Linked DNA regions of Mus musculus: all the other regions are linked to region 3. Evidence: chromatin loops called from intact Hi-C (ENCODE). Cell type or tissue: left cerebral cortex. All regions are shown on one strand. Region 1 overlaps BC049762 (cDNA sequence BC049762). Region 2 holds the start of BC049762 (cDNA sequence BC049762). Region 3 holds the start of Zfp354a (zinc finger protein 354A).

Evidence for each region. Hi-C counts contacts between places; a loop is a spot of excess contacts. Peaks named below come from ENCODE experiments on the same cell type or tissue, not always from the same donor. Only the 100,000 strongest peaks of a DNase experiment are listed, where the experiment ranks them.
Region 1: a loop joins it to region 3, with 2.4 times the contacts of the local background. A loop is called at or near these places in 8 of 42 quality-filtered maps.
Region 2: a loop joins it to region 3, with 6 times the contacts of the local background. A loop is called at or near these places in 8 of 42 quality-filtered maps.

Annotation. Positions count from the first base shown.
Region 1 is chr11:51,250,408-51,258,407 of GRCm38, reverse strand. It overlaps BC049762 (cDNA sequence BC049762), which reads left to right. Exons shown (of 3, transcript NM_001382322.1): 2 at 3,744-4,049; 3 at 4,356-4,763. The coding sequence ends at 4,615. Among named protein-coding and RNA genes, the nearest start is that of BC049762, 8.6 kb to the left of the region's middle. In left cerebral cortex, no CTCF peak of the experiment used is centred here; no DNase peak of the experiment used is centred here.
Region 2 is chr11:51,259,568-51,267,567 of GRCm38, reverse strand. BC049762 (cDNA sequence BC049762) reads left to right here and starts at 4,564. Exons shown (of 3, transcript NM_001382322.1): 1 at 4,564-4,935. The coding sequence starts at 4,911. It overlaps Clk4 (CDC like kinase 4), which reads right to left and starts at 4,454. Exons shown (of 13, transcript NM_007714.6): 1 at 4,299-4,454; 2 at 237-397. The coding sequence starts at 397. In left cerebral cortex, a CTCF peak has its summit at 2,005 (motif pointing right); DNase peaks (open chromatin) are centred at 2,058, 2,977 and 4,495; H3K4me3 peaks cover 3,506 bases; H3K27ac peaks cover 1,548 bases.
Region 3 is chr11:51,054,943-51,062,942 of GRCm38, reverse strand. It overlaps Zfp354a (zinc finger protein 354A), which reads right to left and starts at 3,718. Exons shown (of 5, transcript NM_009329.4): 1 at 3,541-3,718; 2 at 2,789-2,871; 3 at 1,957-2,083; 4 at 1,445-1,540. The coding sequence starts at 2,821. In left cerebral cortex, a CTCF peak has its summit at 3,435; DNase peaks (open chromatin) are centred at 3,096, 3,647 and 4,050; H3K4me3 peaks cover 1,479 bases; H3K27ac peaks cover 596 bases.

The sequences.
Region 1 (8,000 bases), 200 kb before region 3:
AAAGATACATCAGCTCCCAGAGTTAGAAGTAATGCAAAAGGTAGAATTGTAGTTTGGGAAGAGGAAACTGTCCTAGGGATGTATGTATGATAGGGATGGGTGCAAGGCAATGTGGCTTTACACAATGCTACTGAGCCACACATTTTAAAATGGCTAAATTCCAGCCAGTTGTTGCCCCAAATGCCTGGAAGGCTGGCACAAGATCACTTGAGCCCAGGAGTTTGAGGGCAGCCTCAAAGCAAGAGTTTGTATTGGGACATCGTTGGAACAGCACTCCACACATCTGGACCTCAGTTTCATTTTCTTGTTGGACTTACAGTTTTTCCAGGGTATATTCAGACCCCTGGGATGTTCAAGGACAACTTCATGAGGAACTGGCACCTTAGACTCTTTGGGTCTCCCAAGAAAGATTGCACCTGGGTGCAATGGCTCATCGGTTAAGAGCAACAACTGCTCTCCCAGAGGTCCTAAGTTCAATTCCCAGCAACCACATGGTGACTCACAACCATCTGTAATGGGATCTGATGCCCTCTTCTGGTGTGTCTGAATACAGCAACAGTGTAGTCATATACATAAAATAAATAAATATTTTAAAAAAGAAAAAAAAAAGAAGTAATGCAAAAACATCAAGCTAAGAGCCACAAATATATACAGAGGACCTGATGCAGAACCATGTAGGCTCTCACTTTCTGCTTTAGAAACATGGGCTCATATGTGCCCTGCTTAGTTGGTTCAGTGTCCTGTTCTCAAAGTGAAAAGACAGGGTAGTTTAAAGGAACATAAAAAGACACAAAGAAGAAAAAGATGGATAAATAGCTGGGCCAGGAGAATTATTTTGAAACTTTAGGACTCAGGGACCTCACCAGTACGACTTGTTCACAGTTAGACTACAACGCAGGCCACACAATTGCTTAGTATCATAAAGTGAGAGTGTGGGTCTCCAAAGGAATGCAAAGAACAGAGAAGAGAAAAGAGAAAAGAAAAGATGCCTCTATCCTTTGAGGAGTTAACACTCTGTCTTCCTAATTGACTTTCTCCTGTCTCAGGGCTTAAAATCCATATTAAAGTTGCTTAGAGAGCGCCAACCTTGCTGTTCCATATGACCAGTGGCTTTTTTCCTCCGCATGATCACATGATATGAGTGCGTGACTCCTGGCTGTAACCCCAGCAACTGGGAGATCAAGACAGGAAGGGCAGAAGTTGGTGGTCACCTCTGTCTACAGAGTGGGTTACAGGATAGCCTGGGTTATGTAAGATATTTCCCAACAAACTCAAACCAAGAAAACCTAACAAGGAACAGAATGAGGGATTGTTTTTTTCTACCCTTGAAAATTAAAGACATGGACCTCCGTTGAGCTCATGCTGTCCCTCAGTTTCCTTTGTGTTAAAGTGAACACAGTGACAAGATGTTCCCATCACACCTGCTAGAAGGGGCAACTGGGTGCTTTTGAAGAGCAGGGAAGGGTTCAGGACACAGGCATTCAGGCCGTCAATAGAACTGAGATGAGATGAAAGACAGCAGGGCTCAGTGCCAGGCCCAGAGTTAGCAGATCCAGGGTGGCCTCTCTCACAGGAGGACCCACTGCTCCACCACACCTGCCTTCCCCACAGGCTGTACTTTCCTGGGATTCCCAGACTCCACGTTTTGATCTTTATGCTTCTTAGTGAAGATGTTGCCAGACACCACTTCCCCAATTATTATGGCTTAGCTACAATCTTAGAGATGATTCTTAGTTACAAAATAATGGACTAAAGACATTTTGTATGTTTCAGGTTTTCAATCAAAGTTTAGATGAAGCTAAAATATTTAGCAAATGTGTCAAACTATCAAATTGACCAGGTTGATGGCAAATACTTTTAAGCCCAGAACTTGGGACAGGAAACCAGAAGCATGTAGATTAGTATGATGTCCTGGACACCTTGGTCTAAATAGTGAGTTTCAGGATGGCCAGGGCAATGTAACGAGACCCTAACACAAAAAGAAATTTTAATTACTTGACCTTGTTTTCATTCATGCATTTTATATTTTCAATTGATACTGAGCCTTGCTATGTATCTAAGAGTTCCAGAAATATGGGTCAGCCTCCTGAGATGTGATTAACGGGTCCTAGTTAACCTTTGCTGATCCACCCTACACATCCAGGTAGGCTGGGTCTGATTCAGTCACATCCTAGAGCTTTATAAACAACTGGGTCTGCACCTGGCTGTCAGACTTGAGGAAGTCCAGGGAAGTGAACACAGGTCTACCTACACACTCCAGACCCTGTATCACTCACCAGAACACATGGAGCCCCAGTTCTAAGACTCGGTGGAACATACTGAAAGCTGTGGGAAGAAAATGCAGGTTAATTGGAAAGGGAGATTCAATGCTTGTGTTTTCTGGGGGATTGCTGGAAAATTTGCCTTTCAATTCATCTCAGAAACTTTATAGCTCAAAAGTGTATGTCTGGCATGACATCGTTTGATGCTCATAGTAAGCCTCATGGAAAGTGTTGGGACTGTGTTCATTGTCCACCTTGGCAAAACATGGTTAACTACCTTGAACATGAATGAGCACATGTCCCCAATTTGAAAAGGTACTGAAGTTGCCCCTCTCCTTGTTTTTGGCCTCTATGGTTTTCCCTTTGTTAAGGCAGCATCTCAAAGATCCAAGGCTAGCCCCCATCCCACTCTATAGCCAAAATGACCCTGAATATCTTATCCTGCCTCCATCTCTTGGGAAAGAGCTGGCATAGCCACGTGCCAAGCGCCCTTGTTGTGGTTTTTCTGTTTATTTGTCATATGGTTCATCTGATAAGTAGCAAAGCTGGACTTTCTAGGGGATGCTAGTATGGATTCCTAGCACTAGGAAAACAAAGTAATTGAGAAGAGAGTGAAATGGAGGCAGTGGCTGAGGTCTTCTCAAAGGAGAGGGGCTTTGGTCTTTAGCTTGCAATCCAACAGGGTGCAACTCCAATATCCAAATATGTTTCCCCTAGTTACACTTCACCACCAAGGTTTCCCCTTAGGTGAGAATGAACCGGCATCTGTAGGTGAGGAAGGAAGAGTCCGTTGTCTTTGCAATGCTGCAAGAGGCTGTTCCCGGAATCTGTTCACAGCCGAGAGACAGATTCTTGTTGAATGAAAACGGTTTTAATATTTTCATTATTCATTCTGAACAGACAGAAGCAAACCAAGGTGAAAGCTTGAGAAACACTGAAGGATCCAATGTGGGATGGAGTGGGAAGCAGGGAGGACAAAGGCCCTCAGGTATTCAGAGGCAACTCTGAGAAAAACAAAATCTTCTATCATATGTGTTTTTTTCTGAGACGTATGGGCTTATAAGAGACCCCAGATGTAAACAGCTGTATGTATAGACTTGAACTCAGTTGTCTCAGGTTTCTGTACTTTTTATAGCAAACCCAAAGTCTCGGTAGCTGTGAGCACTCCCCTGGAGGGAGGAGGCTTGAGTCTACGCAGGGATAATGTCCCCAAGTAGCACTTGTCCTGTGACAACCCCTTTTATTCTGTAATATATTTTCTACAACTAAAGATGCCAAAACTTACATGCAAGTAAGGTTACTGCATGCTATTAAGAGCAAAGTAGATGATAATTCTACTCTTGCTAGCACGTGATTAATCCCCTGGTGACCGAATGAGGCCACTTTCAATTTGTCAGAGTGCGGGACAGGTCCCTACAAAAAGTTCAGATGTGCATGTACAAGGCATCAAAGGCACTCAGCACAGCCCTCCATCCTTTGCAGGTTCTACCGGAAGCTCATGGACTGACTCTGAGATCAGGGTCTTCCTGCTGGAGTGGGAAGTAGTTGAACAGGAAATGGGCCACCCGGGCAGGAAGATCCACAAGAAGACCAGGGCTCTTTGCAGGCGCCTTTACCAGCAGGGCCTGAAGAAGAGCTGGGAAAGCTGTTTCGACCTACTGCTGAGCCTGCGAGATCTGCACAGGACTCTCTGTAATGAAAGACCAGGGATTGAACCCTTGTTTTCTCCTTATGCTGAGGCCCTGTACAGGATCCTGGGCTCCAGTCCCCAGGGAAGCCATGTCCCAGGTTAGTCTATTTTGTACTCATTGCCCTTTCAAGTGCTATAGAGAGCAGTATCAGCTGACCTCTCCTTCATGAGGATGGAGCAGAGCACACAGTGTGGGAATCCCCATTCCCACAGGCCTACATTGCACATAGCAAAAGTAAATGTCTGTCCTCTGTGTTTGTCTGCATTCTTCTGTCACCCCAAGGGGATGGGAACTGGGCATGTTTAGGGTGAAGCCTGACACACAGAACAGACCATCACTTAGCATGATCCAGGGAGAGTAAGGTCGCCCTGCTTATGAAGATTATCTTTCTTCTTCCTCTCAGGTCCTCTCGATGATGGGGCTGGTAACCCTCCACTTTCTGTGTACCCTCAAACTCCCAGGAACCAGCCTTGGGATTATGGCGTCGCTGTTCCTTCTGCACAGCTTCAAGGGAACGCACTGCCAATGATGTCACAGGAGGATTCCCTGTTTCCAAGAGGGGAGCACTGGAACCCCAACCATTCAATGTCAGCTCCAAACTTACTTCCTGACTTTGCCCCAGGAGACCCTAGCTTCCAGCAACCGTGGCCCACCGCGGAATAACACCCTGATACTCAATGAAGACAGGTGGCCTTTCTTTGTTTATTTTCTGAAAAACCTGGGACTGTGAAACCTTGTGGGTGTGGGCATCTTTCTCTACCCCATAAGGAAAAAAATGTGGAGTTAAATAAAGGTCCTTATAGAGACTCTCTCCTGCCTCATTTTTGTGACTTCAGTGGGGTTCATAAGGAAAGAGGGGCAGCAGAATGTTATTCGTAGATGTTCCACTGGTCCCCTGGACTTGCCCTTTTCTGTCTGTCTTTATCTTGGCAAGTTCAGACATGAATGTTAAACTAGGCAAGTCCTCTGTCATAATTGAATACCCCTACAAATGGAAGCAGGAGAAGTGTACAACAAAGACATGTTCTTAAAGAAGTCCCCTATCCCTAAATCTCGATGGTAGAATAACTTGGCACAGATGCTTGTAGATCTCAGGCTTAAAAAGCTCTATAGGATCTTGACAGAATATTGTAGTCAGCTCCCACATCTTTTTTGTTGTTGTTGTTGTTTTGTTTTGTTTTTTGAGACAGGGTTTCTCTGTATAGCCCTGGCTGTCATGGAACTAACTCTGTAGACCAGGCTGGCCTCGAACTCAGAAATCCACCTGCCTCTGCCTCCTGAGTTGCTGGGATTAAAGGCGTGTGCCATCATGCCCGGCCTAGCTCCCATATCTTACTTGTGGCCCTGATAGATAAGTCTTGGGGTGTGGCATTCAATAAACCATCCCTATTTGAGACTGGTCTGAGTGGTTTGCACAGTGATTCCCAGACCCCAACATTGTAAAGGGCAAGGAAGCTACTTTTGCAGTTGAAGTTGACTGCAGAATCACAGTTAAGAAAGAGGAACATATAAAGATTCTGTGGCAACCCCTACACACCACCACAAAGAAAGTAACAGCCTAGAAAGAAAGCCATCAAAGAGAACCCTTAAATAGTGTGATAAGGATGCTGAAATGCAGGCTTCCATACTTGATGGCTTCTGATGGGGGTGTGGGTAGGACTTGGTTTTTCTTAAGGTACTGGCCACTGAGAGGTTGACCATACTCCTCTTGGGGTTCATGAATTGCCCCATAAGCCATACGAACACCGATCTCAGTCAGACAGGGATGGCTTATTGAATGCACACCCTAAAACTGATTGATCAGGGCCATAGCTCAGAATTCTGGGGCTGATTTAATAAATTAAACATTTCTGACTTATAAAGGAAAAAAAAACACATAAAAACTACAGTGAGATCATACGCAGGTGCAGGAAGGGCTACCCAGTGGTAGACTCTGACTCAAGCTATTTTATACATAACAGCTCATACTGACCTTTAATTTGATGGGTTCTAGATAAAGCTTTGTGGAATTTCTTAAGATTAACAAATGTCATAATATACAGAACATAACAGGGTACGTGATCAGCATGACCTTACTCTGGGTCAAGTTTTTTTTCAGTGTCAGGCATATTACAGCAACAATATGAAATAGCTGGCAGGCATGGAACAAAATGGGTGCAGCTATACTAGCAGGGCAGACCTCAACACTCCAGTGACTATATGAAGTTCACAAACTGGGCTTGTTTTGTTTTGTGGTCTTATTTGCTTTTTTTGTGTGTGATGAGAAGTCACAAGGGTGATTGGGGTCAGACCCTGGAGAACTGGGAAATGAGTATGATCTGGGTTCATGTTGTGAAATTCCCAAATAATATTTAAAAATACTATGAGAAAAAAACCAAAACAAAACAGATCTGAGAAGAAATGAAAGACAGCACGGTTCAGTGGCCAAACTCAGAGTTGAAAGATTCAGTATAGCTTCCATCACAGGAGGACCCACTGCTCCACCACTGTCGCCTTAACCACAGTCCATGCTTTCTTGCTGTCCCATGATCTCCTCCACCCCCATCCCACCCCTGCCACCATGGCCGCCTCTTGTTCCTAGTGCTTCTGTGTTTGTAGTGCCTCTTCGTGAAGATGTTGCCACAAACCAGTTCCCCAACTAGTATGTGCTAGCTGCAGTCTTGGCACTGATTCTTAGTTACAAAATAACAGACTAGAAAACAGTCTGTATGTCTCAAGTTTTCTATCAAGGTTTAGCTCGAGTAAGGCTATTCAGCAAGTATGTTCATTTATTACTTTGGCCAGCCATGGTCACCCATATCTTTAATCTCAGGACTCAGAATTGAGAGCCATCGTCCAGAGACTGCACAGTTGCACATACTGAGTTCCAGGATCACCAGGGCTATATGGAGACCCTGCCTCAAAAAATCAAATTTGAAGTAGTTAATGTAATCAATTTTACCACCCCAGGTGATATATTCAACTGAGACTGTGTTTTGTGATGTAGCCAAAACAATCCAGAAATCTGGGCCTCCCTCATGCCTCAGCCTCCTGAGATGGAATTAAAGGGTCCCTGGTTAACCTTTGCTGATTCACTGTACACATCCAGGTAGGCTGGATTTGACTCCATCACAACCCAGAGCTTTATAAACAACTGAATCTGCACCTGGCTGTCAGACTTGCAGACGTCCAGGGTAGTGGGTACAGATCTTCCTCCACACCCCAGACTCTCTTTCATCTATCAGGACACAGTGAACCCCAGTTCCAAGACTCTGTGGCACACACATAACTCAGGAGGGAACATGTAGAAGATTTGGAGGGTGTGTGCGGGTACCCACTCGTGTTTTGTAGAGGAAACCTGGAGTATTAAGTTTTCAATTCTGCTCAAAAGTTTATAGCTAAATGTGTCTCTGGCATGCCCTCTCCATATGAATAGGAACTCATTTGGCACTCAGAGCAAGCCTCACGGAAGGCTGAACCTGCCTGCACCTCTAAGGAAGGAGCTGGCATTGCAGTGACATGCCAAGCACGCGTCTCATCTTTTTCTTTGTTACTTGTACATAGACTTTGTCTGATACCTAAATATACTTGAAACAAAGCTGAGATTTATGAGGAGGTATTGATATGTGTTTATAGCACAAGAATAATAGAAAAAATTTAGGAAGAAAGAGAAATGGAGGGAGTGGCTGAGGTCTCTCAACGGAGAGGGGGTTGGGGCCTTCTCAAAGGAGAGGGGCTTAAGTTATTTTGCCTTTCACTCCAACAGGGTACTCCTCCAATATCCAAAGATGTTTCCCCTAGTTACACTTCACCATCAAGGTTTCCCCTTAGGTGAGAATGAATCGGCATCTGTAGATGAGGAAGGAAGAGTCCGTTGTCTTTGCAATGCTGCAAGAAGCTGGTTCCAGAATCTGCTTACAGCTGAGGCAGAGATTCTTGTTGCATGATAATGGTTTTAATACATTCTTTATTAATTTCTGACCAGAGAGAAGCAACTAAGGTGAAAAATTGAGAAACACCAAGAATCCAATGATTCAATGTAGATGGAGTGGGAAGAGGGCAGGACAAA
Region 2 (8,000 bases), 200 kb before region 3:
TAAATCCTCAGAGCCCTTAGTTTAGTCACTTGCTGAGCTACTGTCTCCTATCAATCCCAGACAGACATAGAACAAACTATAAAATTCATAGCTTTAGTCTAGGCAGTATAGAAACTAGCCTATGATATTGTTAACTTTTTTATTTTTTGCAGGAGTAAATATGTCTGATTCCAAATTTGATAAAAGCTATATAAGCAAATGACAACTTGCTGAAACTTAAAATGCAAGTCATTTACCAATCCGAGTCTTTAAACTGATGATGTGGTTTACAGTGCCTGTTCTCCTGAGTACTGCTGTGAGACCTTCTCTTGCGTTTGTGACTTCCACTGTAGCTTTCATGGCCCCAGCTTTCTCTACTATCCCAATCAGGACAGTGAGTTCGTTTGGAATGCCGCATCTGTTAACGAGAAGAGGGGGGAGTGAGGGTAAGTGGGAAGCTAAAGATGGTCGTATAACTATATATTACCATTGCTTAAATAGGAATACCTCACACACAGGGTCACGTAGGCTCTTAGCACTTCCCAAAGCTTAGAACACAATACCACTCCTATGTGAGATGATGCTGAATGGAACTGACTCTAGTACTAGATGACTGACAGCATGGAGACTTTAATAGGTTTTCTTTCGCTACATAGTACAAGGACAAATTCTCAACTTAGTGCTTGCCTTCAGAAACACTCATTTTTTGTTTTTTGAGAAAAGGATTTTCAGTTAGACCTGACTGTCTTGGAACCAACTCTGTAAACAAGGCTGGCCTCAAACTCAGAAATCTGCCTGCCTCTACCACCCAAGTGCTGGTATTAATGGGCATTTGTCAATGTACCTGGCTATTTTTTACATTTTTTTAAAAAGGGCCAATTAAAATTGCTCAAGGGCTGGACAGATTACTCAGTAATGTGCTTGCTATGCAAGCAATGAGGACCTGAGTTCAGATCACTCACACCCACATAAAAAGGCAGGCATCATAGCACAGACCTGTAACTCCAGACCTAGGGCTGGGGCGGGGCATATGGATCCCTAAAATTCACTGGCCAGCCCAGTCTAGCTTAATTGGCAAGCTCCAGGTTCAATGAAAGTCCTTGTCTGAAAAATGTGGAGACCCATGGAGATATCCCATTTTGACCTCTGGCCTGCACATGGGACAGAATGTATATGTACACTCCTAACACAAAATATTTTTTGTTTCCTTCTATTTATGCTGATTTTAAAAATTAGGTCACTTATAATGTTAATAATTCTACCAACTGAGCTACATTCCTGGTCTCTCAATTTGGTTAAAAATCAAGACTGACATGAATGCACACAGATTTTTTTTTTCCTTTGAGACAGGAAGTTTCTTGGTATAGGTCTGGCACTAGCTCTGTAAACTAGGCTGGCCTCAAACTCAAAGATCCACCTTCCTCTGCCTCTAGAGTGATGGAAATCAAAGGTGTGCACCACCATCTCCTGGCCAGATCTGAATATAAGAATAACATCTACAACTATAGTTAGCGATAGCCTATCCCAACAGTGTCATAAACATCCTTCAGTCTGGCAAAGTTTAATACAAATAATCATAAGTGAGAGAAGCAAGCAAGTAATTGATTTAAAGGTAAAGAGCCTTTCATTAATGAGATTTCCCCCCCCCTCAAACTCTGTAGAGTTCCTTTCTCTAAATGCCAGAATTAGTCCGATCCTTAAACTGAGACATGGCCAGTGACATCAGATAATGGTAACAATTCCCAAACTTCATCTCCAAGCTCCTGTGGATCTCTCCCAGGCTCAGTATCTAACATTTATCCTTTTACAGATCTGTGACTGTTGGACACCAGTGTTAATTCTCTCCTTTCATCATGTGGGTCTCAGAGATCAAAGGTGTGCAGCATTACCCATTTAACCACTTTGTTCCCCTACGTCAATTTTTAAAAAAAGATTAAATTTATTTTTAATGGGAATGGGGTAGGGTGGGGCAGGGTGGGGAAGATCTACACGAGTGCAGTTGCCCCTGGATACCACAAGAGGGCATAGGATGCCCTAAAGCCTAAAGGTCCATTACAAGAGCAGTGTCTCCAGTTCCATAGCTAAATCTTTAATTTTGAACTCTGCTAAGCAGAGTTTAATGGTTTGGGAGGGAAAAAAGAAAAAAGAAGCTGAATAAGGCCCAAATGGAACAAAACCAATTTAGTTGATCACCTTGAGCTTGCCTAAATGGCTGAAAAATAAGCCAACAAATCTATTAAACACCGGGCTTGCAAAGAAAGCAGTTTCAGTTCTCTTCCAAAGTGTTCCTCAGAAAGGGTGTGCATCACAACATCAGGGTGTGATACTATTATTATTTCCTGATTACTGAGGACGTAATGAGGGGAGAGGAGGTTTCTAATTGCTAGGCGAGACTCTACCACCGACCTACATACCCCCTGTCCAAATATTCAGTAAACCATATTCGTTCTTCTAATTCTGTGCCTGCCAGGCATCTTCCTGATAATGTGGCTTCTCTTGCTCAGTCAAAAATGAGAAAGCATGGATTAAACCACACACACACACACACACACACACACACACACAAATCCTAAATTCTTGATAGGTACCTTGGTTAAAAAAAAAGTTAGTAAGCCAAGCATTCCTTTCGATATAGTCATTTTAATATGGTGAAGTAAAACAGACAACACTGCAAACTTGCTGGAGACAAAAGCCCAAACTCAAGCTTTAGAGAAACACTCATCTTCCTATTTCCACTGGAGTTCTGCTGACATATTCCTCCTATTATCAAAATTGTATTTAAGGTTTTAGTTTGATTAAGGCTTTTTTTTTTTCTCTTTAGAGGGGGTGAGGGGAGGGAATTAAATTCTGAATCCCAAGCCACCGGGCTACAGGCTAAGCACTCTCAAAACACAGCAGCCCAGTGTACAGCTTCTGATGACTCATCCTTGTGACTGGCCATTAGGGTTTCACAAGTCTTGGTTGCTTGCTTCAAGTTACCCCCTCCCCCTCCACTTCACATCGCTACAGCCAGTTTACCTCTCACAGGACAAATCTCAACTTCTCAAGTGACTAATATGCAAACCCACCTATCAGTGGGTCCTTGTCCCAATAGGCCCCGACTAACATTCCCCATCCCTCCTCTGATCTCTGGCCGAGTTCGGAAATACTTTGTTTTTAGGCAGGTGTGGTGACACGTGCCACCCTAGAGGCAGAGGCAGGTGGAGTTCTGAGAGACTTCAAGGACAGCCTGGTCTGCACAGCGAGACCTTGTTTCAAACAACCAACAAAGAAATATTTACTTAGGAGGCAAAGTAAAAGATTTCTGAGCTCATGAGAGCTTTCATACACAGGAAAGAAAAGCTACCTCAAAATATTACACTATCTCTAACACTTAAAAATCATGCTACAATCCTCTGTATCCTTTCAATAAAAGATACAATGGAACCCATATGTATACGCTCATACTAGAAATATTATTCTCCACCACGTTTTAGAAGTTTCAGTCTCCCATTTAAGTGGGGGTACAAGAGGCCCTCGGGTGCGTGTTCAAAATTAGGCCAAATATCTGCAGCTTTAACATTAGACCAGGTGACAATCGGTCCACTGGTTTAGAGGGTTGGCTACTTGAGCAACAGAGCTGTCACAATGTAAATGCAATGTTCGCTCTCTAATTCCATCACTCAGCTCTCTAATCCCATCACTCAGGAGGCAGAGGCAGGAGAATCTCCTGAGTTCGAGTCCTGCCTGGCCTACATAATGCCTGGGCAATCGGGGCGACCCAGATCTAGGGGGGGCTTGGGGTGGGGTGACCGCCTGGCATGAAGGACGAACCTTCCTTCCCAAGTGTGATCCTCGAAGCTGGAGGTGAACTCCAGCCGCTGCCTGGCTCGCCGCAGCGCCTGCCCTACCTCTTCCGGGCAGCTGGCCAGGGCCCTTAGAGCTGAACAACAGAGCGAATAGCGGACTTTGGAAAAGGCTCCGGTTATGCAAACGGCCGAGGCCACAGACAGGGGTGAGTAGGGGGTCGGGGTGACTTCGACTCTGGACGGCACTAGTACCGGGGATGCGTCCCGCCAAGGGTCTCCCCGCTGGTTCCTGCGATGGACGGCCGAGGCCTTGACAAGAGGTGAGCGAGGCCCAAGCTGCCGGACCGCACCGTCGGGCGAACCCGGGGCCTGCGGGCCTTGACTCGAGCGGCGAAACCGCGGCAGCTCGGGTGTTGTCGCCGCCGGCCGAGAGGCACCCCGCCAGCCCCGCGGACGCATCCTCCCGGTGCTGACGCCCAAAGCCCACTCTCTCCTCAGACACCTGGCTCCGCGCGACACTGCCCACCTCACCTCCGCAAAAGCAAGCGGCCTTTTGGCCGAGAAATGTCGCCAAACCGCCGTCGTTCCTCTCCAGCCGCTGCGACAGACACCGACAAAATGGCGTCCGCGCCGTCACCCTACAACCTCCTCAGGTGGCTCCAGCGCCACCTACGCCGAGCCAGCGCGCATGCGTCACGAAGCCTCGTGCCCGCCCACAGATCGTGCAAGGGGACGAGGGGTCTGTGACGTCAGGGACGGCGGGGCTTGATCAGCCACACTGCGGCTGCGCAGCGCTGGAGGCGCGGGTAGGACGAGGTTCTGTCCGCTTGTCAGGCTGAGGTTCTTTCTGTTCTTAGGTGAACCTGGAAGCCCGCCTTAAGTCTGCGGCGCGCGTCGGGCTCTCGAAGAGTTTTGCTGGGCGTGGCCACGCTGGGTAGGGCCAACCTCTGACCTTTTCCCATCAGCTTAAAGTGGGAAGCTCATCGCACTCCATCTACCAGTCGCCCCTCAACCTCAGCTCCAGGTAGAGCCACCAGAGCGCAGAGTCCCCGAATGCTCCCAGCTAGGGCAGCTCAGTGACCAGGATATGGCTGTCACCTGGCGCTTCCGCTCTAAACTGGATTTGGAGAAGTTTACCTGAATATGCCTCTAAAAACAAGCGTAGCAGGTGCTTACCCTTCTCTTTCTCTTTGCCTTCCTCTCTCTCTTCCTCCTCGCCTTCTCAGCCAGCAAATCGAAAGGAATGGGGAGGTTTGTCCTAAGACTTCTGACAGTATTCTTCCGGTTACAACCATGGCAGCCTCATGATTTTCTACTACAGTTACTCAACAAACGGGCATTTGTGGTCAGACTTTTTGGTTTTTTTTTCGAGACAGGGTTTCTCTGTGTAATCCTGGCTGTCCTGGAACTCACTCGGTAGACCAGGCTGGCCTTGAACTCAGAAACTCACCTGCCTCTTGCCTCCCAAGTGCTGGGATTAAAGGCGTGCACTATCACTGCCTGGCGACATAACAAATTCTTAATATATATCCTTTTTTAATTTCAGAGAACTGGGCTTTTGTGGTGCAGGCCTGTAATCCCAGCATTTAGGATTTAGAAACAGGAGGATCAGGAATTCTAGGTCATCCTGGGCCATATAGCAAGTTCAAGGCCAGTCTGAGCTACATGAGATCAAAACTCAAAAAACAAAACTGCTGAGAATCCAACACCATAATTACTGTCTAACCCAGTAGGGTTGAACTTCTTCTGGTCGTCCTATCTCTTATCTCCTTCCTCCAAGAGCTTGAAGCATAAATATGAGCTGTCATAACCAGATTAATTAAATACTCTATGCCAATCACTTTATAGACAGTCTTAGTAATCTAGACAACTCTAAGAGGTGATTCTTAGCTCCTTGCTTTAATGACAAATTTAACTCCTGAAAATACCATTCAAACTTTGCTAGCTTACGGTTTCATTGTCATACTTACTGCCTCCATTCATGCAACAAAGTAAAAAACAACTTACTTTTTTCTTAATCAGTTAGAGAAAAGTATTCTGAGTCCATCTTTTGGCAAGACCAAAAGGGTCTGTCTTGAAAAGGCTCGTTTCATGGTGATTTGTCTCTGAAGCTCCCATTATGAAACAATGAATCCCTTCACATTTAGCAAAGTTGATTAAAGGCCACACCATGAATGAGTCACAATGGATCTCTCAGGCATCCCATACTGCCCAAGATGGACAATATCCCAGTTTCCTCCAGGGTTCCTAACACTTCTGAAGAGAAAGTCAAACAGCACAGGAGTAACAAAGATTCAGTCAAACAATGTTGAAAGCATCCCAATTCCCAGTGCACTCTGCAGAGCATATGGAGTGGGCAGGAAGCATCTGAATTCATACCATTCAGGGAATACAGGAAGTGCCCTGCACTGCTCCTTTAATTACTTATATGGGTCTCTCTTCTCTCCTTCCCCACTATTCTTTCTTCTTTTTTCCCCTCTTCCTTTGTGATCGTCTTTGTATACACAGGGACAATCTGGAACTTATTATTTAGTCTAAGCTTGCCTGGAACTTGTAGAAATCCTCCTGTTACAGCTTCCGAATTGCTGGCATCACTGGTGTGAGCTATTAGGTCTGACCTATCAATGAACGGGTCTCAGATCCAGGGCCAGATCACAGATGCATGTACCCTCTGGAAATACTAGCCACAGGCACTTGGTCAGCCTTCAGGATTCGTCAGGATATTGGTTCTGGTAACTGCAAGAGAGAAACCATTTACCAAAACTTTGACTAGGTCATGCCCAAAAGTTTATAGAGAAGATAGAATTCCTTCTAATAGTGGATCCTTAGATAACCCCCACCCACCCACCCATTAGAATGGAACTGCCATCACACATTACTAGTCACTGTTTCTACGTTAATTTAACTAAAATCTAAATTTAAAAATGTAATTGAATCTATCTAGAGACTGTGGAGTGGATAGTCAGTGAATCCATGCTATGGCACACATTTGGAGGTCAGAGGAAGACATACAGAAGTCAGTTCTCTCCATCTACAATGTGGGTCCTGAGGATCAAACTAAGATTGATAGTGTTGGTAGAAAAGGTTCTTACTCACTGAGCCATCTTCTGGGTCCCTCAATAAAAGGTCCCTTGAATAAAATTGGTGGCATTGACTAAGTTTCACTAAATAAATAAATCCCAGACACCAAGATCAGTAGCATAGAGCTGTGATGCCAGCATGTTGAGAGGTGGAAGGCAGAGGATCATGAGAAGGTCATTCTAGGCTACACAGTAAGTTCTAAGGCAGCCAGGACTACAAGAGACCCCATCTCACAAAACAACACATTGGCTTCCCAACTCTACTTACTGCATTTTCTCAATATTTAAAATGTATTGTCTTTCTCTCAGTTGGTAAAAGGCTTGCCTAGCATGCATGACCCCTCAGGTGTTGTTTTAAAAAACAAAAATTCTAGCCCTTTAACTCACCAAATGAAGACTCAGGAGCCAGATGCCCTTGTGAAAGCCTGCTAAGCTCGGAGAGGCAGAGAAACCATTCATTTGACCTTCCTATTCCACTGATGTCCCAGAAGGAAAAAACTCTACCAATGTCTCAGGAGAAGGCCCTTTCTCCTTCTCTACACAGTGCAAAATGCCCTTCAACTCAAAGACCCTTCTTTCTGTTTACTTCTGTTCACTCCATTCAGCTGGTTACTTGCTTTGCCTCTTGACCCATGGTTGACTTTATTTAGCTCTTGGATTAATGGTGTGTGCTAGGGCTGAGCCACACCACAACTACTTGTTTATTGTAAATAGAATGCTCTAGGATCAAAGGCTGAGTCACACCACCATTAGAAACAGTTCACAATCTTGGGGTTCATAATATGATCAAATGCGGCAGTATGGACCATGATATTGGTACTGAACAAATAAGAAATGGGGAGACAAGGGGAGTCTGCAGAGTGGGAAAATCCTTCCAGCCTTGCATAGAAGGAACCAGTAGAAGGCTCTATCACTTTCTAGGGGCCAGCATACCCCTCGACAGAGAGGATTTGAAAGGTGAATATAGGAGAGAAAAACCAGGGAGTCCACCATCTTTCCATCTGTACTAAAGATCCTGGGCAGTGCCTCTGCATAAGAGCAAGACAAAGGTTTACTCCTTAGTCTTTTTCATTGGCTTCAAGAAGTCTAGTTCAGATCCTACAGGCTTAACAGCAGGTGGAAACAACTTCTTTAACTCTTCCTCAGGCCCGGC
Region 3 (8,000 bases):
AGCTGGTCGGCTCAAGGGTCCAAGGGTTCTGATCTCACTTGTGAGTTCCAACCCTTATAGAACCCCTCACCAGAGATCCGTATCCAAGCACTTCACTTATACATTGAATGAAAACCACCACCACCCCAAATCATCACACGGGGTCTCTCTAGAGCCCTAAGCAGGGGCCTTCATCTAGACCCCGCTATCTTTTCCTTCATTCCTGCAGTGGCGCCCTAAGGTTGTCTGGCTGCATCTCAAGTTCAATCCATCCTCCATAGTGCACCTCACAGCACTTCCTGAATGTAACAGCTCTTTGTAACAACTTACAACATTATATACAAATAAAGACTCTTTTTCCGGGCCCATTTTTAAAGGGTACATTGTTGCCTCCTCACCCTTCTCTCTGTGCACACAATTTTCTTTCAATCTAATCTCGACAGTGCTCTGAAACCTGCCTCACTCCTTGACACTCTCTGAGATGGTGGCTGTCAGAACAAGGACATACCATAGTTTCTTCAGCTGGTTAACTAAGAGACCTTTCAATTGTTTCTGATTAGAACCAGCTTTCTGAGAGCTACCCACAAGTACAGTGGCCATTTGCAGTGCAGATGCTAGCAGCTCCCATGTCCAGGACACAGCTCTTGGAACAGCACCAAGGCCCTCGTTACAGGATCCCTACATGCATAGCCTTCCCACCGTTTCCTTTTCCTTTACATTTTGAACTCCAACCTGAGTGAGTTCTTTATCATCCCTTAAATATACCATACTTCTTAAATGAGCTCTGAAAACGCAGCCCTCCTCAGAAACAACCAACAAGAAAAAAAAGACCCCAAGAAATTCATTCGGGACATGATCAGAAGAGAATAACAGAGCTAGCCCAGATTTCAGTTTCCCTCCACTGCTCTTATCTAATTTACGGATAATTTATTGAGTTGTTTGTTTACTTTGTTTCATTGGTGTGTGTGTGTGTGTGTGTGTGTGTGTGTGCGCGCACGCGCGTGCTGGGAGTTGAACCCAGGGCTTTTTGTGTGTTAGACAGGTGTTCTTACCACTGAGCTCCATCCCAGTCCCTGACCACCTCTTTCTTCTTTAAAGATTTATTTATTTTATATATATAAGACATTGTCATTGCCTTCAGATACACCAGAAGAGGGTGTCAGATCTCATTACAGATAAGACATTGTCATTGCCTTCAGATACACCAGAAGAGGGTGTCAGATCTCATTACAGACGGTTGGGAGCCACCATGTCGTTGCTGGGATTTGAACTCAGGACCTCTGGAAGAGCAGTCAGTGCTCTTAACCACTGAGCTGTCTCTCCAGCCTCCCACCCCCTCCACCCCGGCCATCTCTTGTGGACTGAGAACCTGAAGACATTTCCCAACCCACACTCTAAGCTGCACCCTCTCCTTATTCACCACACTGGAGCCTGCAGAGACTGCCAGGCCTGCGCACACACTCACCGAGAGAGAAGCCTCCAGGGCCTTCTTCCTCCACCTTCCAGGGATCCTCTCCTTGCTGCAGCAGGGAGATCACTTTTGGTTTGGTAAACGGGAATCCTGCTTGTAGACAAGATGAGCTCAGTAACCAGAAGCCTCAAATGTTTCCCTCACAAGGCCCTTTGCAGAAAAACACATAGCAAAGGAGATGGGCAAGAGGTTCCAGAGATGGAACAAAGCTCTCTGCTGAGAGATGAACCAAGCAAGCATGGAATGACTGCTGGTTGGGAAGATGCCCAGACTATGAACCTTTGCTTCATACCAAGGGAAGCGGTGCCCTCACTGCCACGCCCGCTCCACTGCACATGGGCAGTTCCAGGCCTGCTGTGCAAAGTGTGTGTCAATGCTTACTTATAAGGTCATATTTGTAAGGCCTGAAGGCAAAACTCTGCTAAGATTTCACAATGAAATCTCCATTTGGAAGAGAAGGCACGAGGTCTCGCTTGTGAGTCTCTGCCCACAGGGCACTCTCTTACCCAGCGAGGCCAGGTTGCTGTAGTTCTCCAGCATCACCTCACGGTACAGGCTTCTCTGAGAGGGAACCAGCTTCTTCCACTCATCCCGGGTAAAGAGCACGGCCACGTCTTCAAATGTCAACGACACCTGTGAGGGACAGACAACTCCATGGGAGAAGCCACCCTATAGCCTCAGGCTTTGACACACATGTGCAGATGTATATCCTCACACAGAGATACAGCCATCCAAACACGTGACCAAGTACATGAGAATACGCATATACACATGTATGCACACCACATCATACATACATACACGATAAGAAAAAAACTTTCATGGAAATTGTACAAGCAAAAGATAAAACCATAAAGTGGGAAAAACAACAACAACAACCAACCAACCAACCAACCACCACAGACTGGAGAAGGCTTGGTGAACAACATAAGGATTGTCAAGAAGAAAGAAGAAAAAAATAGAAAACCAATTTTGGTAAGGGCAGAGAATGAAACAGACAAGTGCGGGAGGCAGGACCAGAAAAAAAAGGAATTTTCTCAAGTACGTATGTGTATTCTGTCCCAGGTACCTGGCAAGTTACTTGTGGAATTTGTAGGCATACACCAGACTGGCACCAGGCAACAATAGCCTGTCTATCAAGAGATACATAAGACTGGAACTGTGAACATGGGGTGTGCTCCCCACAGAATCCACCACCCACGGAGGGAGGACCAACTGCTCCAAGGAGGGCATGGGCGATGAAACCCGGTGAAGGCTGAACTGCGTGGATAACTGTCAGAAGGAAAACCAAACAAAATCCGCTCCTTCTGCTACGAAATGAACCGGCAAGGTGCTTACCTGAGATGTCGCTTCCCATTGCTCAGGAGCCATCTTCTTTCTGAAGGTTCTTCTTCCAAAGATGGGTGAAGATGAGGGAGGATCTGAGGGTGGAAAGAAGAAAGGAGTAGTACCTGTTGCTCGGCACCTGTCAGAAGCAGCATCTCCGAAAGTGTCCCATCATCTGAGCCTGGCTCTTCTGCCTCAAGAGAGGGAACCAGGAGCTGGGGGTGGGCATCAGAGAATCGACAAGTCACCAGTCTTCTTGTCCGTGGATGTCCAGAAGCAAGATTCAGGCGACACTGTACTCCATAACCGAGGGGACTCACTGAGCTCCCATGTGAACACCCTTAGACTGTTCACCACATCTCAGCAGGCACTTTCCAGCCCCTTTGGGAAGGAAATTGAAGTCTGAATGCGGCCACAGTGGGGGCGCCTCCGGTTTTGCCCCCTCAGATTGACCACGGGCAGGGACGGTGTTCTTCCTTATAACACGTTGCCCACCCGACTGCACTGCTGCTGTCAGAGATCGATTTCCAGAATACCAGGGGAAAACTCCAGAAAGGGGACCAATAGTAGCCCAGGACAAGAGAGCTGCACGGAAAACACAGCCTGCGTGGTCACTGCCCGGGCGGTGGGGAGCAGGTCACTTGCAGTCCAGAGCCAAGGCCACTGGGAGCGCGCGTTCTGGGGAGGGGGACGCGCAGGAGGCCGCCGAGCCAAACCCAGCCCAGCCCCTGTCTGACGTCCGAACATATCGAGCCTTCACTCACCTTCCCTCCTCCGGCTCCCGCCGCGCCTCACATATGCTCTGAGCCGCCGCGGGTAAGGACTCTGCACGGGGACCTTGGCCCCTAGCCTCGAGCCGCGCCACAGACGCCCTAAGACCCGCGAAGGCTCACGGGGGGGTCAGATCTTGGGGTCCAGAGGGTGGTGGCCGCGGAGCCCTCTGGGAAATGTAGTCCACTTCGAGACACAGGGATTCTGGGATTTGAAGTTCCTCGGTTTGTCTGATGCACAGATTACTTGGAAGGTCAGAGTGGACACCGGGAATCAAACACCTGCTTGTTAGGTAAATAATAAAAGATGTTGCAGGTTAGTGGAAAGGAAGCTGGCACGAAGTACCCTTTAGAAGAGCTTTTTTTTTTTTTTTTTTTTTTTTTTTTTTATAAGGTATTAGTAGGGCTGGAGAGGTGCTCAGCGGTTTAAGAGTCCTTGCTGCTCTTGTTGAGGACCTAGGTTCAATCCCCACTACCCATATCAGTTGCTCACAATGGCCTGTAACTGCAGTGCCTGGGTTCCAATACCCCCTTCTGGCATCTCCGGGCAGCGGATGCATTCCATGCTCATACACACTCACTCATACACACAAGTAATAAATGTCCTTAAAATTCTTCTTTTCCCACAAATAACAACAGCGGGGAGGGGGGAAGTTATTAGAATCAGGCTGAAGGCAGCCACGATGGAGATCTGACGGGCAAAGCTTATCAAATATCCTTCAGCTCCCAAGGACAGGAATTCTGTATTCTTACAAGTTTGGGGAAGTTTGTGTTGACACATGGCCCAACTTGTGTGCCAGGAGTCAAAAGAAAAGGTAGGAAGGCAGTAGATGCAAGCTAAGTTATAACTCAAGGTTGTCTGGGGTGTCTGTTGGAGCTAGGGTGGCAGCTGAGAGAGGAAGAGAGAGATAACTTAGCTCTGTGAGCCTTGTCAATGTCACAGCACATTGCTTGTATCAACTCTCAGTCCAAAGAGGGAGAGACTACAGGAGTGTGTGGTCTGACTTTTCAGAGTACGCTGTACAGTCTGTGTTCTAACGGTCACGCACCAAGCCCTATTATGAGCCATTTGAAAAACTGAATAAAACAAATGTCATTATCCTGAAGTACTTTATTTTTTGTAAAAGGCAAGAACCAGACAACAAGCCACGAACATAATTAGATAGGGATCTAGAAGATACCTGTAATAAGACCAAAAACAAAACAAAAAAACAACAAAACAAAAAACAAAAAAGAAGAAAAGACAAACAACAAAAGAAGGGTAGGGCAAAGCAAGGGCAGCCTGGGCAGACAAGAATGAAGCACGGGGTTGAGGCAACAACTCAGGAGAGGCAGAATTGTAGCAGTTGTAGTTTTGTGGCTGTGACACTCACTTGAGAAGAATAACTTAAGGGTCTAAAATAAAGGGCCAGTTTGGGGCCGTGGTTGGCAGGTTAAAGTCCTCGCCTGACTGACTCCATTGACTGTCGGCTCAGAGCAAGGCAGCAGAATGTCACAGAAGGACAAGGAAGATGAAAGCCGTGGAGCTGAAGGCAGCCAGGAAGCAAAGAGCAGCTAACAGGAAGGGGTGGGGCCAAAATAGACCCTTCAAGGACATCCCTAGAAACCCATCTTCTCTAGCCAGGCCACACCCCCTACAGCTCCATAACACCCCAAAACTGGTTGAAAGACTGAGTCCATCAATGGGTTAAGTCATTGTGTATGTAACAGCCCTTATGATGGACTCCTCCGTGGATACGGCTTATCAACGCAACCAGATATGGGCTTTAGCAAGCTTTTGGGTACCCCTCAATCTAATGAAATTGACAATCCATAGCAATCAGGACAGAGACATTACAGGAAGAGCCAACAGATAATTGTTTTAGAATTTTTTATTTATGAGGACCCGGAAGAAGACTCAGTGGTGAATCGCTCCCTGCCAAGCCTGGTAACCTGAATTCAATTCTAGGAACTCACATAGTGAAAAGAGAGACTGACCTCACACATACACTGTGCCACATACATTCATATATGCACAATAAATACATGCAAAACATTTTATTTTAATTAATTTGGTGGTGGTACTGGAGAATGAACCTGAGCCTCTAGCAGGCTAGACAAGCATTCCACCCCTGAGCCACATCCCCACTCTGTAGAGAAAATCGCTTACGCGCATCATCTGTCAATAAAAAAGACTATGGCCAATGAGCTGAGGCAGGAAATAGGAGGTGGGACACTGGCAGGAAGAGACAGGATTCTGGGAAATAGTGGGAAAAAAATAAAAGGAGATGATGAGAGAGATGTGAAAAAGCAGCAGCTGAGCCTGAAGGACAGGTAACTAAGTGGTAGACAGAATAGTTTGAATGGGTTAAGTAAGCTACAAGCTAGTCAGAGAATGAGCCAAAGCTATGGCCTAACCAACTAATAATAAATAATTAGTCCCAGAGTTGTCATTCCTAGAGCAGGGGATAGAAGAAAAAAAACATTTTTTTTTTAAACACCAGCCCTCTTTTAACTTTTGAGACAGAGTTTCATCAAATTGGCTAGGCTAACATTGACCTCACTCTGCAAAAGCTGGCCTTGAACTTTGAATTCTTTTGCCTCAGACTCCTAGATAGCTGAAGTGGCAGACTCTCCCAGGCCAGGCTAGTAGGTATTGTCAGTCACACAAAAAAAATTATAAATACACCCAGCCCAGCCCCACTCCAGTTTCTTGGTGCCACAGAGCAGAAATTAGTAGTTAGGGTTTTGATTCTTTTATCAGCACTTAGAAGCCAAGCTTAACCTGTCACCATTCACATCTGCTTCAGTTACAACTGAAGCCACAATGTATTTGTTGCAGCTCAGTAACTTTCAAAGCTCTTATCTGAGGCTTATTTACTTCAAGGTATTCAAGTAAAGTTTTATTTCTAGTTGTTAATATTATCTTAAGGCTTTCTTTTTTATTCTGTCAACATCCTTGAAGTTTATCTTTGAAGATGGTTTTCTTCCGTTTCTTGAAACAGAATTACTGTGTCAAGGACTGCTAAACCCTAAGGTGTTTAGGGTTGGTCTGATGCTATGTATACAAATGCTAAATTCTGAACCCCAAGATCTTGCTACCCTCAGATGAGTGAATTCTCACATACACTGATCTTTGCTGTGTAAACCTTCCTCCCCAATTTTAAGCCATTGGTTACATAAAAATGCCTATAGCCAGTCACTGTGGAGAGTAGAGGTAGACAGGATTTCAGTTACCTGGTGGAGGTAGTGAGGAGGGACCACAAGGAGAGAGAGAGAGAGCTGGAAAGGAAAATAGAGAATGGGAGGAGAGAGATAAGGAGACCACCATTAGATGGGATGGACCATGAGCATGTGGCCAGAAGAAGTCTACCCTGAGGACAGGCTGATGGAGCAAGAAAGCAGCTGGGGTGAGACCAAGCAACTAACTTGGGGAGCACAGCTGGGAATTAGCCAATCTAGCATATATAAAAATAGATTAGGGGTAATCACACAGTAATTGTGCTAAGCTGATTAAAATAAATTATAGGCCTCAATCTCAATTATTGGGAGGCTTGATGGCTTAGATTTTTCAAAACCTACACTAATGAGGGTTCTTAAATGCTTCAGCCTTCCTTTTAGGCCACCACTCAATAGAGGGAGTGGAAAAGAAAAGTTAATAGGAAACAGGTTGTGGACCTGTTTAGAAATAGTTCTTTGGGTGGGGGGATTCCAATCCTCCTTGTCAGCAACCAAGTCGTCTAGCAAAACGCCAACACGAATCAGCAGCAGCAATCCAGCCCACTGGGCAATCACCATTCACGAATCAGCAAGTAAAGGCAGTTCAATCCAGAGGAAACCACGAAGCTCTGCCAATCAGCCCAAGTCCACGAAAGTGGAAAGATGCCCCCAGACTATCACAAGAAGTTCTTCGGCTAGCTGCTCTCTATGCAGTCACAACCAGCAAAGATCAGTGATGGAGACGCAGTGCCAGAGCCTCCTCCCACAGATTTATATCTTTTCTAAGCATCATTTATCCTTTCACTTGTCTGGCCCAGCAAAACATTATATGGCATGACTGAGTTTCCAAAGAAACCAGAAATTTCTATTTAAGGGGCTGGCTGGGTCATAATAAGAATGAATGGAGTTAATCAATAGCATTTACAACAACACCAAGGCATTGAGTCTGGAGCCTAGTTCTCCCCTGGGAGAATTTATAATCCAAATTCTCATTATTGGTTGATGGCCACATGTGTCTGATGCCAGTACCCACTTGCGATTTTCCTTCAGTCTTTTCTGTATTTAGGAGAGATATGGCTTTGCTTGCTTGTTTGCTTGTTTGATATGCAGTTTTGAAAAGTTGTGCAATTATGCATAACAAAAGAAAATGTTATGGCATCAAAATCTTGATCCCTCTGCCTTAGTCCCTGGAGTGTTAGGAGCACAGGGGACAGCCACCACACCTCCCTTAGGACTGTTTTCTTTGCAGTATTTTG